2 separate regions of the Homo sapiens genome follow, and region 2 is linked to region 1. Evidence: chromatin loops called from intact Hi-C (ENCODE). Cell type or tissue: MCF 10A. All regions are shown on one strand. Links, peaks and the distances in the headings refer to the core of each region. The heading gives the core; the rest is flanking DNA. Region 1 has its middle 150 kb from the start of FMR1NB. Region 2 has its middle 220 kb from the start of IDS.

Region 1 (8,346 bases), core at 265-8,264:
GAACCTCTTCAAGGAGAACTACACACCACTGCTCAAGGAAATAAGAGAAGACACAAACGAATGGAAAAACATTCCATACTCATGGATAGAAAGAATCAACATGGTGAAAATGGCCAAACTGCCCAAAGTAATTTATAGATTCAATGCTATCCCCATTAAGCTACCACTGACTTTCTTCACAGAACTAGAAAAAACTACTTTAAATTTCATATGGAACCAAAAAAGAGCCCATGTAGCCAAGACAATCCTAAGCCAAAAGAACAAAGCTGGAGGCATCACGCTACCTGACTTTAAACTATACTACAAGGCTATAGTAACTGAAACAGCATGGTACTGGTACCAAAACAGAGATCTAGACCAATGGAACAGAACAGTGGCCTCAGAAATAATGCCACACATCTACAACCATCTGATCTTTGACAAACCTGGCAAAAACAAGAAATGGGGAAAGGATTCCCTATAGTTGGGAAAACTAGCTAGCCATATGCAGAAAACTGAAACTGGACCCCTTCTTTACACCTTATACAAAAATTAACTCAAGATAGATTAAAGACTTAAACATTAAGACCTAAAACCATAAAAATCCTAGAAGAAAACCTAGGTAATACCATTCAGGACATACGCATGTGCAAAGACTTCATGAGTAAAACACCAAAAGCAATGGTAACAAAAGCCAAAATTGACAAATGGGATCTAATTAAACTAAGGGGCTTCTGCACAGCAAAAGAAACTATCATCCGAGTGAACAGGCAACCTATGGAATGGGAGAAAATTTTTGCAATCTATCCATCTGACAAAGGACTAATGTCCAGAATCTACAAGGAACTTAAAGAAATTTACAAGAAAAAAAACAAACAACCCCATCAAAAAGTGGGCAAAGGATATGAACAGACACTTCTTGACTTTTTAATAATCACCATTCTGACTGTTGTGAGATGGTATCTCATTGTGGTTTTAATTTGCATTTCTCTGATGATCACTGATGTTGAGCTTTTTTTCATGTTTGTTGGCCACATATGTGTCTTCTTTTGAGAAGTGTCTGTTCATGTCCTTTGCCCACTTTTTAATTGGGTTGTTTTTTTCTTGTAAATTTGTTTAAGCTCCTTTTAGACCCTGGATATTAGACCTTTGTCAGGTGGATAGATTGCAAACATTTTCTCCCATTCTGTAGGTTGTCTGTTTACTCTGATGATAGTTTCTTTTGCTGTGCAAGAGCTCTTTAGTTTAATTTCATCCCATTTGTCAATTTTTGCTTGTGTTGCAATTGCTTTAGGTGTTTTTGTCATGACATATTTGCCCGTGCCTGTGTTCTGAATGGTATTGCCTTGATTTTCTCCTAGGGTTTTTTTTTTTTTTATAGTTTTGGGTTTTACATTTAAGCCTTTAATCTAACTTGAGTTAATTTTTGTGTAAGTTGTAAGGAAGGGGTTTAATTTCAATGTTCTGCATATAGCTAGCCAGTTATCCCAGCAACATTAATTACATAGGGAATCCTTTCCCTATTGCTTGTTTTTGTCAGGCTTGTCAAAGATCAGATGGTTGTAGGTGTTTGATCTTATTTCTGACTTCTCTATTCTGTTCTATTGGTCTATATGTCTGTTTTTGTAAAACGTGGTGTGCATTTCTAGCACACCCCAATTTGGATGCTAAATGTTCATTGGAAATATTTGATCTCTATTTAGAGCTAATAACATTTATAGTTGACAAAGTAGATTCATATGCCCAAGCTGTTCCAAGCATGTGAAAGTTTTCCAATAACTGAATCAAGTACCAGTTTTAAAATATAAATCAATCAAAATTCATTTTAATAAGTTCCTCAGTTGCACTACACATTTTAGGTGTTGAAGGTCACATACGACTACTGTATTGGACAGTTCAGGTCTAAGATATGGGCAATAGGGGCCTAAAACTTTAGCGTATGAGTCACAGGAGCATTTTGAGTATTCCTAAGTTCATTTTGCTGTTTTCAGGAGCACAGACTATATTTGTATACCTGGTCAGCTACTGCATACATGTTGTCCAGTAGTCACAAGGTAGCCTTATCAGAGGATAATGTGGGTCCCTGTAACATCAGCCCTACTGCTTGTAAACACAACTCTAACATAAGCTCCTTGAAATCAGGATGCAGTACAGATTCAACCCACAATGCCACTCCCAGTACCTAGCACAAAATAAGCATTTGACCAATTCTTATCAAATGAATGACTGACTACCCTCCTGAGAGTTGACCAATTGACTCCTTTTCATGTGCTTTATTATGTGAACATCATTCACACTCGGCATCAGTCAGCAGACTGTGAGCTCACATCCATTATCTATAATAGAGACTCATAGCAAGCCTACTGTCTACCCTGTGCCTCCTAAAATAGATGCCTGCTAATTGCTGGCAATTTCAGAAGTTTAGTTTGTCTGTTAAAATATAAATACTCCCAACATGAGTGAGATGTTATACAGGTCTCTTAAAGTGAATAAGTCATACCTTGACCAAGGCAGACACTAAGGACCTGAAAACAGAAGAGGCACCACCAAAGGTGGATAAAAGAAGGATACAGAATGGGAATGTAGAGGCATGAAAGTCAAACAGCACTTCCTCCACTATTTGGCCCTCAGCCAGCACTAATAGTATATGGTACTTCATCTTTGCCCTGTACAATATTGCATACTTCCAATGTGGAATATGGGAGGAAATTTAGAGTAAGAAAATTACACCCACTAGGGTGACTACAAGAAAAATGAGAAATAATAATTGTTGATGAGGATGTGGAGAAATTGGAACATACCTACACTGCTGGTGGAAATGTAAAATGGTGCAGCCACTGTGGAAAACACTAGGGTAGTTCCCCCGTAAGCCAAACATCTAATTATCATGTGATCCTGTATATTAGTAAGGGAGCTATCTGGGCATCCCTTTGCCTAGTCAAGTTGACACATAAAATTAACCATCACACCCAGCAACTCCACTCCTTATGTATATTACTCAAAAGAATATAAAATGGGTGTTCAAACTAAAACTTATACACAAATGCTCATAGCAGCACTTTTCACAATAGCCAAAAGGTGGAAACAACCCGAGTGTCCATCAAGTGATAAATGGATAAACAAAATGTCATCTATTTTTACAATGGCATATCATTCATCCCTATAAAGGAATGAAGTGATGAGTATGCTACAACATGGGTGACCCTCAAAAACTTTAAGCTAAGTTAAAGAAGTCAGTCACAAAAAGCCACATATTATATGATTTCCTTTATATCAAATATCCACAACAGGATAATCCATAAGGACAGAAAGCAAATTAGTGGTTTCCAGGGACTGGGTGAAGGGTAAAATGGGGAGTGATTGCTTCATGGGCATGGGGTTTCCTTTTGGGGTAATAAACATGTTCTGGAACTAGACAGTGGTGACCATTGCACAATATTATGAGTGTACTAAATGCTACTACATTGTACACTTTTTAATGAATAAAATGGTAAATTTTATGTTATGTGTATTTTATCACAGTTTTTAAAATATTAAATAACAAGAATTATAAAGTCCAACATTTCTTTTTTTCCAAAATAATATTGAATTTTAATAAATAGGAGGTTTAACCAGTCTTCTTCCCTCTCTTCTTTCTTCTTGGATTTTCTTCCCCTTCGCTTTTTATTCTATATGGTATAAGGCTAATCTGTATCCCTACAATTCCTTTGTTTGCATTACAGCTTACAGGTGCTCTAATCAGTAATCTTTTAATGTTTTCATTTTATTTAATGCAATTGAACCTATCACACTATTTTCAACAAATTTTCATTCTAACACTGCCTGCCCTACCACGTATCAAGAACCGTGCAAGACACTTCATATATACATTTTCTCAATTAATATAAGAGTCAAAGATTTTTAAATTGGAAATGGCAACAATATTGTTTACAATCAAATTTTCAAAGAACAAAAATAACTTACAGGTACCAAAGCTGAAAGACCAACAAAATGATTCTAATTTGGAAAACCTTATTTTCATCTTGACAGATGCAGTCATTCACTACTCAAATGCATACTTACTGAGTACCTATTATGTAGCATTGCCAGTGATGGCAAAATGTAATGAATTTTTTCCTGAAATTGATTTTGACTGGGCATTAAGAGTCACATAGTCACTGAAGAAAACAGAAATACTAGTCTGCAAATGGACAAATGGGAAGGACTAAAGAGAGTGTGTTTTCATCATATTTGTGTGTGTGTGTGTGTGTGTGTGTGTGTGTGTGTGTGTGTGTGGAGGGGTTAGAGATAAACAAGACTATTCCATATATTCCTATATGTATTTTTTTTCTTTTTATATAATACACTGAAGTCCCACTATTACACCATCCTTAGGGAAGGGCCATGAAATTGTTTGGTAATAGTGAGTCCATGATTCATCAAAGCGTTTCCAGCATTGCCAGTGATTGAATGCCACTGGACCTGGTCCAAGGTGTGTTATGCCAAGTTTCATGCTATGTACTGCATAGAGAAGGTTGGATGATGTTTGGAGGACTGTATGTCATGTTCTGCTTCCAAACCATCTACTTTACTATTGTTGTGAAATACAGATCTCTCAGACAGGAAAAAAAAAAATTGATTTGACTCAAGTTTTGCCTACTGTTTCTGATGCCCAGGAGTTTTAGCTATATGTTAAGAGGACATGGCACAAGAAGAATTTTTTAAAGTCTCACACATATGTATCACTGGAATCTGAAATAAGGAAATACTGAGAAAAACAACAACAAGTTCTTGGGAGAACAGCTGGGCTGCAAAGAGAGCAAAAATTACATAAAAGAAACAAGTGGATCACATCCCAAATCTGAGAGTTTCTGCTCAGTGATGGAAGCTTCTGATAAGTTTCTCTGCTCATGCTTTCTATGTATCATTTATAAGCTCAACTATGAAAATAAGATAATACTTCAAATATAAAGTAAAAGTAATAAGTAATTGTTGAATGACTGAACAAGAGGAAAGGTGAATTATAAAAGGTTGGAAAGAGCAAGGCTTATGTAATTTGCAGAAAACTTGAGGTATTTTTTGGACTTCCTTGCCCTCTTTTTTCACACAAGCTGAGTGGGAGTGCCTAGTACATATCTGTCATTTCAGTTTATCAGTTAACCTGTGCTAAATTCCTTCACTTAAGAGACACTTATGTATATACAAAATTAAAGCCCCAAATAATAAATTTAAAATGTATAAGATTCAAAAAATTATTATTAAAAATACTACCCTACTGTGGTGAGACTCTAGATCAAATGGGTTCATAACTATTATATCATTGAATATTTAACGCAAGTAATGTGAAACTTTTTATAATACATTCTTCTGATATATGTATATTCATATTTACATTTTCTAGGTAAATGTATTTCACAGATGCTGTCACTGTCAGTAAATTAATTTTGCCAGCAGCCCTAAAATGCCAATTCTACACAAAAGGCAAAAATAAAAGCAATAGCCCCCAATTGAAAGTCCTCTTTGAGGCCATACAAATCTTTGTCAATGATATATAAAATGGACTTGGTATTCAATAGCCAGGATAGTGGCCCAGTATACTGCTGTAAGTGTATGTAGAGCCCCCTTGGGGAACTACAATGATAGAACCTATGTTTGGGAGACCCAATCCTCATGCCAGCAGTTAGCTTATTTGCATTTTTTAAATTTGAATTTTTTAACTCCATGTGCAGTGCACTTGGTTAGCTACCTAACTTACAACTGTGACAGTAAGTACACCTAATGGCACCTGTATAAACAGAAACCTCATTGTGATTTTCTTCTGAATGGGGCTCGTCCAACATGCAAGTATTACTACAGACATGTCTCTTCTTCATTTAGGCAAGCAAGTAACTGAGTCCTTAGAGGAAAGCATTCTCACAGGCTCTTTTTGCAAGGTTGGCGGGTCGGGGGGCGGGTTCTTTTACTGTTGTGATGAGGACAGAGTAAAGGGAGAGGGCTTTTTTCAATAAATACACTACTTATGAGAAAACTTGAATACTGAAACAAGATTGAAGAGGGAGCACATTTATCAATGGCTAGGGTTTGGGGAATAGAGGAGATTTATTCAAACATTAAACCTCTCATGTTTCCTCTGTTTTCATGGGAGATATTTGTATTTTAATACCTCTGCATTCCAGCTTCTCCTCTTACTGGATGTGAAGTTTCTACCTCGTGTTCATGACTATGCTGTCAGCTAAATGATCAATCATGCTATTGCCGATTTTGCATTGAGACTTCACGGCAGGGTGAAATCAGAGAACAAAATGGCTGTGGGGGAAGAATTTGTTTAAATACAGCTAGTTTGGGGAACTGGCAAAATGGTAAGAAAAATGATGAAAAACATATGAAGTGTAAGTGCAGCTATCTTTAAGGCAGATCCATTTCAAAGCTTTCCACAGCATGAAAGTCATTGTGTGATGCATGTCAGTGTTAGACTAGTAAAATACTGTAATTAGGATGGAACTAAATGCCAATATTTCAGTCTGTAGACTGTGGGCAGATTTGTATTTACTGCATGTCTCTAAATAATATGAATACACTGAAGGCTACTTATGAAATGAAGCTTGATTTTATATCTACAACCAGAAAAAAAAGGTTTAAGAAAGCCCAACAGCCACAAATCCCAAGTAAGAAAAATAAAGGGGGTCAGCATGAAGCCCCATGGTATCTTGATATCTTTGAACCTATTCTGTATGTGTGGAGTCCCATATGCAACACAGGAGTCAGGAAGAAAGAAGGAACTCTGTGTTATAAACACTGCAACAGTGGTTTGGAAGCAAGATATTCAAGTAGAAGGCACATATGCCTGGGTTATGATTCAGAATTGAACCTCTTCAATGTAACTTCAACAAGCAAGCAACGCCTACTTCTTTTAATATTGCTATTACATTTAAATGCAAGTTTTGAGTGACTGCTTTGTAAAGATTCAACTGATGGAAATGATCTACTATTACAAGGGCAGATCATGCTTGCTTAAAATCAATCATTTTAACTCCGCCTTTGTAATACATTCATGATACAAACATTATTTTCTTCATGCAAGTCCTGCTATTAATTCTAATCTTATAGTGCTCTCTACTGGTGATAAATGATTTGAAACCTCATTAGATATCAAAAGACCTAATTAACTTCTCATCTTAGGCTCACATTACCGTGTGAGTCCACCTTGACACCTCCAAATTCACTACACAGTGCGATCAGAAGCCAAGGTGCACGGAAAACCTCCCTCCTGTAAGGAGCCAGAAAGGCATGACCCCGCACTTCTGCTATAAATCATTGCATCAGGAGCACCCAGGAGAAAAGGCCCTCAGCTTTGGAACAGGAACATTTAGCCCTGTCGGCTGCGAGGCAGGTCAAGTAAAAAAACTGAATGAGGAATAAAGAATTGGATTGGAATCCTTTCTGGCTTTGGGTCACAATAGCCTTGTCACTCGAGTAAGTCACTTTTACCTCTTCGAGGCTTCATTCTCTCATCAGTAAAATATGAATGATAATTCCGACCCTGGCTGTTTTGCTGGGTTGTTGTAACAAATGAGATCATAGGTAAGAGAGTACTTCATAAAAATTATATTATCATCATTATTATTACAGTAAAAGAAACACTATTTTCTTTAGATCAATGAACTTTAAACCTTTTTAGTTTTTTTTTTTAATCAGTGGGACGGACTTTTAAAATCAATCTTACATGGAACCTTAATATATAGAACAGATTATATCAGAAGAGTTTTGTTGTTTAATTTCAAATATATAACTATTTAAGTTGGTACAAAAGTCAGTGTGTTTTTTGCAATTAAAAGGAATGGGGGAAGAATTTGTTTACAAAATGGTAAGAAAAATGATGGAAAATATATGAAGTATGTTCAAAGTAGTGGGATTAAAAGTAATGGCAAAAAGCGCACTTACTCTTGCACCAACCTAATATTTACATATTATCAAGTCGGTTAATGAGAAGAATGAAACTGTCTGGATATACATGAAATTTTGAAATTTGGTATAATGGTTATCAATTGCACTGACATTTGTCTCGATGTCTAATTTATTTCTGGACTTCCTTTGCTTGCCTAGTATCAGAAAAATTATGATTCATATACACAAATGTCTGTAAATGATATATTTTTAAAATTGCTTAGAAATCTCAGCATATTCTTCAACTAAAATGATACAGAACCTTGAACAGTAAGTGGTAATAATAATATCTACTGCTCATGAATATTCTCTACATACCAGGTGTTTCTCTAAGGACTTCATGTATGTTAACTCACTTTTTTTTTATTTCCGTAGGTTATTGGGAAACAGATGGTGTTTGGTTACATGTGTAAGTTCTTTAGTGGTGATTTGTGAGATGTTGGT
Region 2 (8,346 bases), core at 232-8,231, 1.2 Mb before region 1:
AGGCCTTGTCTCCATGGAATGATATTCCCTGGGGAAGCCATGCTGTTCCTCAAAGGAGGAAGGCCTGGACTTTGGAGTCAGGCACCCCCTAAGTTTGTCTCTGTTGACTCAAAGGGTGTTTTTCTGAGAGACAGCACTAGGCTGGGCCTCTGAGGGGGTGGTGGGTATCATGCACTAACGATGCAGCAGGATACAAAGGGAGGAGTAAGCCGAGTGTGGTGGCACACACCAGTAGTCCCACCTACTCAGAAGGCTGAGGCAGGAGGATTACTTGAGCCCAGGAATTCAAATTCAAGACTACAATGAGCAATAATCACACCATTGCACTCTAGCCTAGGTGACATAGTGAGATCCTGACCTTCCCGACTAAAAAGAAGGGAGTGGTCACAGCTCCTGGAACACAATAGATGTTGAGTTTATGATGGCTCTTACTAATTCCTTCCTCCCACAACCTACAACTTGAGCCAAAGCTTTCTAAAATCTTGTCTTGAAAGCTTCATCAATAACAGGAAACGCATATTTACACAGGGTCCAGATGCTGCCTCAGACTCCTTCCCAACACAGCACTCAAGGCAGCCACTCCCACTCATTGAAAATTAGAAGGTGAGATCAATCGTTTTTGCTATACCTGATCCAGTTGCAGGCAGGCTAGCCTAAAGGAGTTATGGCTCCTGGCTGGTGATGTTCCAGGATGTCAGGCCAAATAGCCTCTGGCCCTTCCTCAGATACCTGAGATCCTCTGTGGGCCCCTTTTCCAAGCTGCGGAGGTGGGATTTGTGGGGCACGTGCCTAAGGAGCAGGCCTAGGAAAGAGTGAGATGAAGCAGGCTGGTCCCCATTGCCCACCCCTCCCACCTCAAGAGCCAACCAGAAAGATTAGTTCATCAAATAAAAGAGAAAAATGATTCCTACATTACTCTTAAATGGGTGATTATAAGATTTTGGGTAACAAAAGCAATAATGATTATATTGCTCAAATAATAAAAATGGAGAAGGGTTGCACATCTGAGCTGACCACATAGGAAGCATCAGGCCTAGCAGCAGGGGCACTGAGCAAAGAGCTGCTGGGGACCCCTGGCCACTGCTGCATGGGGAGAACAGCCATGGTGGAGAAACCTCATTTTCCCTGGGGACAAACCCAATTCTGCCCTCTCTTCGGAAACCTGGTTATTTCACTTATGTCTTCTTAAAACAAACAGAACAAGACAAGGGCTCCTGATGACAATAGCCTGATGTGCATTTGTTTTGGCACAACACTCTGGGACTGCCTTTGGAGTCTCTGACTACACTAGGGGGAGAGAAAGCTAAGGGTGAAGGAAGCCCTGGTCAACAGCTGGCCCTGTTGTTGGGCCAAGCCTCAAACAAGACCTGTTTTGATCTGTTCCTCGTCCAGCCACAGTGGACTCCTGCGAAGGAGAGACTACTGATGGCCTGGGGAGGTCCTTCTGTGAATCCTATGCTTTGGCCAAACCACATTCTTCATTGCTATGCAAGCACACCCATGCTTTCTTGCCTCTAGACCTTTGTGCATACAGTTTTGTTTTGTTTACCTGACAGCTACCCTATCTTGTGCCCTTTTGATTACTTTCTCTCAATGTCCAACTCACCTAAAAGACCCATCACAAGTGACATTTCCTCAGGAAGCCATTGCTGGCACCATCTCTCCCTACCTCCCTTCCTTATCTAAATTAATTTCTCTCTCTCTCTCTCTCTCTGTGTGTGTGTGTGTGCTTGAACTCTCTTTAAGAACCCAGGAATTTGTGCTCTTATTTTGGACATTTGTAACTCTGCTATGGGCCCATCTCCTCCACTAGACTGGGAGTTCCTTGGGGACAAACTCCAGACTTGCCTTGTCCCTGGAGTTCTCCAGGGGCTGGCCTGACTTGCAGTGGGCAGGAAAGTGTGCTGAATTGTATTTTGAGCTCAGTAACTCAATCCCAGGCTAGTTTAAGTAGGCTAAGGTATGGTCCTTAATGGCATTGCACTTCCCACCCTGTTGCCTGGCATGAAAGCATGTGTTTTCTAGTAGCATATGGCAGTGCCAAACCCTAATTGGCTAGGCCAGACCTCTGCTAACCCTCCATGGAGATTGATTGCTGGAACTGTACCCTAGTTCCTGAGTTGACAACAGACTTTCACTTAGCTTGTACCATCCTCTCTCCTATATAAATGGATGACAGTGTAGACCCATTAAGGTCTTAGCTTGGAGTGGTTGATCTAGGAAGAGGATGTCCTCGAGGGCTTTCTTATGCCTAGTGATCTCTGAAAAGTCCAAGACTCTATGTGATCTTATGAACTCATAGATCTCCAGTGTTAGAAGGACCTCAGAAAGTATGCACTATAACCCCTTCAGCTTAAAAGTATGGTAACAGAGGGGGCATATGAATTGTCTAGGGTCACAGAGCAAATCTATGGAAGGGATAGGAAGAAAATCTAGGTCTTCCGACTTCTGGCCAGTTATTCATTAAGTACATCCTCCTTTCTCTGTTTCCTGGTCACCCAGTTAACAAGACACGGTTAAGGATGTATGTAAACTGGTGAGGGGCTTGAACATTTCTGGGTTTCAAGTGTATAATTTTTAGAAAGCAATTTATCATGATTTATAATTGATTAATATAGAATGCCCTTTCAATATGCGGAGCAAAATTGTCATTAATAATTCACTGGATTCTACATTTGAGTGACTGTATAAATTGTTAAAGCAGTTGGAACTCCAAAATCCCAGAGCAGAGTGTCAAAAGTCTCATGGTGAAAATTCTCTAAATGATTATTGTCAATGTTGATGAGACTGCGATAAGACTGGATCCCTGGGATGTTTTAGGGACTGTGCAAATTGGAGCCGGCCCTTGGGGTTGCATTGCGTGTCATCCACTCACAACAGACTCGCTCATTCACTCTCATTTGTCTAGTCTTCTACTACATATGTGCCAGCCCACTCTGTCCTTTGGAATCTCACTTCTCCTAAGCTATGCTATGGAGTGGCATTTGGTCCCCAGTTTCCTGTAAGTAATGCCTGGGAAAGACAAAGTTCTATACTTAAGGGTGGCCACTGCAGCATTCTTTATAAAAGGGATATATACAAGTTACTTAGAGGAGACTGCTGAGTTTACTCAGGACCCATCACTGACGGATGATGTAGAACTTCAGACAGCTGGCTATAAAGACAATGTAGAAGCACATAAGATGCTTATGGTCAGCGAAACAAATGCCTTCTGTAGAGCAGGACTGCCTGAAACACTATTATGTCCATGCAAAAATGTGACTGATGTAAACAGGGGCTGGAAAGGGGTTATTCAAAATGAAAGTGTTAGCTTTGCTGTGGAGGTACGGTTGTGAGTGGTCCTTCTGTTTCCTAATTCCAGTTTGCTTGATTGATTTCACCTATTCACTTAAAAGGAAACAAAGCCTGATGTCTGCGGTCAATGCAATATGGTGTAGTTTTGGTCTTCTGCCAGCAGGTGGAGATGCCCCGCTTTCTGTTTCCTGGCAGTCAAGCTACCAGAAAAAAAAAGCCTTGGTCTCAGTTGGAAAGTCCTATAGATTCTCTGCATTTTTATTTAAATATCTAACCATGAATTCTCCAGCACCCAATGAGCCCTGAAAATTATTTCTGATCAGATTATGTGGCTTCAAGGGAACAGATCCAAGTTTTAAAGGCCTGAAGCTTACATAATTTGGGAGGCCTTTTTGAGAAAAATAATTCAAAATTACAAAATCAAGTGCAGAGCCTTGTAAGGGGCCCCTGCAAACATGGCCCATTGAGCTGAGTCTTCATGAGCTTCCCAATAAATCCACTTGAGACTGCTGTTCTTCACAGTCCATCTGGCCTAGGGAGGAAGGGCATTGCCATGGGAAGACCACAAGCTCTTTGAGGGATGGGTCATGTCTTTATCCCATCAGGCATTGGTAAAAGGTTTTTGACTTCCCTGTTCTTTTCAGTTTAATGCCGAGTGTTTAGTAGGTACTCAGTGACTGGGTATTAAATCAGAGGAAGCAGAAACAGGGGCTAGGAAGAAGCCTGGAACCCAAACTCACCTTGTATGGCAGAGGAAGCTTGAAAGTCATGCCTCTTCATCTCATTCTTCTGAGAGCACCAGCTAGCTGGATGGCAATGACCAGAAGTGCTGCTCTGTGGGCTTCCCACACATCAGCTACCACATGCAATTCATCTCTGGATTCCGGAGGGTCTGGATTATGCAGTCTTATTTATATAGAGAGAGTTTGACAACTTGAAAGACCCCTTCAGCATGAAATAGGTAAGGGAAGATTTTCCTTTAAATTATCCTTAAATTAAGTTTAAATTTAAATTCAAATTAATATGCACAAATAGTTGTGTCTGCAATTCATCTTAATTGCCCTGCCCCATTTTCTTCCTATACTTTATATACAGGTAGTCACAATCCTCCTTAATATAAGCATTCTGGTGACTGGCTACTTTCTTTGACCCTTCTGTTTATAGGAATGGTTAATCTCTCTCTCACACAACCATGGCATCTCCTTCTGGAATCATACCACCTGCTTATTCTGGTCTATAATGGATCAACCAGCAGTGGTGTCTGATCCTTATAATTTTTGTAACTTGTCCCTAAGGATAACTCCATACTGAATAGGTTTCTTCCTTGTCCTGCCTCCCTCACTACATCATTTGGGTTCGACTAGGCTGTAACAGCAAATAAACCCATACATCTAATGGCTTAACAGAAAAGAACTTTACTCTTTGTGCATGTAATAATCCAGAATGGCCCAAGAGTGGCAAGGGCCTCTGTTCCACACAGTCATTCAGGAGCCCAAGCAGAAGGAGGCTCTGCCTTCTTTAGCACATGGCTTTCAGCATCACTGTGATTATCTCCAACCCAATTAAGCAGAAAAGGAAAAACACACAGGTGCCCATGTTAAAGTTTGTAATGGGCCAGCCCTAGAATTTACACACCTTGCTTCTGCTTAAATTTCATCCACTAAATCTTAATGACATGGTCACATGTAATTGCAAGGGAGACTAGGAAATGTAGTCTTATTGTGCATCCAAGAAAAATAAATAGATTCTGGTGGACAGGTAGCAGTCTCTGCCATATCACATATAGCATGGCATATATTAATAAGCAGTTTAGGTTCCTCCCAGACATTAATTTTAAGATGTTAGAGTAAGAATGTTTTTACTTTTCGCTTTGAAACAAAATTGGGGAAAAATGAATGAGAAACAAAAACAAAGACAGTATTTTTGTTGAAACTGGGAAACTCCTATAATCAGGAACCAGACAAATAAGATGGGATGTCACATGCAGTGAACTTTGGACTGGAGTGATGGGGGCTCCAATAGAAAATAACTGCTTTTCCAAATCTTGAGGAGAGCTGGCAGAGCACAAAATTCTCCAAAGTAGGTGACCTGCTCAGAGGGCAAATCTAATAATTTTTTGTTTGGAACAATAAGATCTGGGTGGCTGTTTAGCTGAGGGAATCTCCCCAACTTCCTTGGATACTTTAAAATGGCAGGGGAGGTAGGAATGAGTGAGAAAACTCACGGATACTCCATCTTTGTAAATGTGCAGCATGTAGAAGAAAAACTGTGGGTGTTAAGCAGCTCTGTAGCAGCCATTCTTTGTGAGCTAAGAAGAAAGGTTAAACCACCTCTCAGTCACTCTCTATTGCACATGAAGCACATTCACAAAACCCGCTTCACAACCTTCTCCCACAAGACCATGAATCATAAAGGATTTTTCTAAGAATTAGGGGATTTTCTACTAACGCAGAACACAGCCCCAGCCCCTCTTCCACACTACTTCTTTCAAATACCTGCTCTAGGAAGATTTCTGCTCACTCAAGGATGACTAATAATAAAAAAGGAACAAGGAGATCCATACAAAAATGTCACAAAATGGTGGAAAATAGCAGGACAAAAAAGGCAAACAGCCTACACAGTATGAACATTTTGATGTGGAGTAGATGAAAATCATGACCAAATATTTGTTTAAGAACTCAATAACTTAACAATGGAAGTAATTTGTGAATTAAGAGCTTAATGCAGAGGTATAAGGAATCAAGAAAAGCAACAAAAATTAAAATTGAGCTGCCTGTATCTAGGACACAAAGTAGAAGAGAAAACTAAAATCATCAGAGAAATTATGGTTAGCTTGTAAATAGTAGTAAATGGTGACACAATATTATCATAGTAGCTGATGTAAGAGTACAGATTGTTGACAACAGAAAAATAGATAGCAGCTTTGAGGCAATTGAGCAAAATGAAATGGAAATTATAAAAAGTGATTAGAAGAAAATTGTAGATATGGAAGACAGGCAAAGACAGAATTAATGTTTTCTTCTTTAAGAAGAAAAAACTAGAGAAGTATAAAATATCCAAATATGTAAATTTAAAAACTTTACTGATATTAAAAAAGATTTGAATCTAAGGATCTAAAGGGCATGGTGTTTCTTAAGGAAAAAAATGTCTAGTCAGCACTGAACCATAGTCTAGTAAGGTTTCCTGAAATAAAGACAAAGAAAAATAATCCTATGGGGCATCTAGGCAAAAATGATCAAACTACTATAACAGCAAAATAAAAAAACACAAGTTGGCTTTAGGCTATCCTACATACAACATTACATGACAGTAGAGAAGTACTTAAAAAATTACCAAAAAAAAGATGATGTGAGCCAGTAAATTTGAGCTAGCTAAATTGTCATTCAGGTGTAATGGTGACAGATAAATATTTTCAAATATGCAATAATGTTTCATGGGCTGTAGTTTCCAAGAACACTTTTTTGAAGACACTACTAGAAGATAAAGTTGAACCAAAAGGTGAATGGGAAAAACGGTGGCAAAAATAAATGTAGAACTATGGTTAAAGGTTATAACAATTATGGGAACTACCACTGCAATATACATGTAAATGTAATCAACCACGATGATGAAGAAATATTAAAATACCCAGTAAAAATTAGGGAATGTAAGGGGAGAGAAAGTGAGATTGTGCGTGTAAGATGGCATGTTTATTTTTTATAGTGGGTGGGGTCAAAATATTTTTAAAGGTGGCCATTGAAGTTTAAAAGGTATAAACCTATTTAAATGTATAAAATTAACCACTAGAAAAACTAAGGCCAGTAGTATACCCCACAAAATTAAAAGGTGGAGGGCAAGGGGAGTTAGAAGTAGGGACATTTACTACTGTTATTGAAGAGTCAATATAAACTAGCTAAATAAATAGAAGATTAAGTACAGCCTATAAAATTATTTTTACAGAGGCAAACATTAAAAATAAAATGACACTATACACCTTAAAAAATAACCGGAGACCCCAAATAAAACAAAGGAGAGAAATCAAAGTTTTTTAAAAAATTGTAACACTCATACTACACATATCTACCCTATCAATACACAGGAAAAGAGACACTCATATTCAGTGACAAAGAAAAACCCAATTAAGTACTGACTGTAATATACTCATCTAGAATGAAATGACTCAGAAAAAATTGAAAGCAAATGAGTAGGCAAAAGCATATTAGAAAAATGGAAATAAGAAGAAAGCAGACAGCTGAAAATTAATATCAGACAAGACTGAATTCAAGGAAAAGTGAACCAAAGAAGGGCAGGGTACAACACATAATGAAGGTCTAACAGCAATGAATATCTATGCACCAAGTAACATATCAAAATTTATAAAGCAAATCCAGGCATGGTGCCTCTCACCTATAATCCCAGCTACTCAGGGGGCTGAGGTGGGAGGATTGCTTGAGGCCAGGAGCTCAAGACCACTCTGAGCATCATAGCATGACTCCATCACTAAAAATAAAAATAAGAAAAAAATTAGCAGGGTGTGGTGATGCACTTCTGTAGTCCCATCTACTTGAGAAGCTGAGGCAGGAGGATTGCTTGAGCCCAGGAGTTTAAGGCTACAGTGAGTTATGATCATGCCACTGCACTCTGGCCTGGGCAACACAGCAAGACCCCTGTCTCTAAGAAAGAAAACAATTATAAAGCAAAATGTAGAGAATACATAGAGAACTAGAAACACATATAGAGTAGTTCTATATTTATTTAGCTACACCTTTCCATAACAAATAGTCAAAAAATAAGTAGTCATGGAGGACTTAACCAAATTAATAAGGTAATTTAAAAATCTATTTTATTAATATCTAATCAATAGTTAAATCAATTACATATTCTTAAATCAGAGAATACATATTCTTTTTAAGCACCCATGGAATAATCATAAGAACTATTTAGAGCACCAAGAAATCACTGATGCCAAAACCTTAAAAAGGGTGCTAGATTTTCTGTTGTCAACTTGGTATTATCCCCACCCCTTTGGAGAAACAAGGGAATACATTTCCCAGAATTACCTGCCATGTAAGT

Evidence for each region. A loop is a pair of places that touch in the nucleus more often than their neighbours do. Peaks named below come from ENCODE experiments on the same cell type or tissue, not always from the same donor. Only the 100,000 strongest peaks of a DNase experiment are listed, where the experiment ranks them.
Region 2: a loop joins it to region 1, with 29 times the contacts of the local background. A loop is called at or near these places in 29 of 110 quality-filtered maps.

Annotation. Positions count from the first base shown.
Region 1 is chrX:148,132,043-148,140,388 of GRCh38, reverse strand. No RefSeq gene overlaps it. Among named protein-coding and RNA genes, the nearest start is that of FMR1NB, 150 kb to the right of the region's middle. In MCF 10A, for the core only: no CTCF peak of the experiment used is centred there; a DNase peak (open chromatin) is centred at 4,438.
Region 2 is chrX:149,282,153-149,290,498 of GRCh38, reverse strand. No RefSeq gene overlaps it. Among named protein-coding and RNA genes, the nearest start is that of IDS, 220 kb to the left of the region's middle. In MCF 10A, for the core only: a CTCF peak has its summit at 3,483 (motif pointing right); a DNase peak (open chromatin) is centred at 3,468.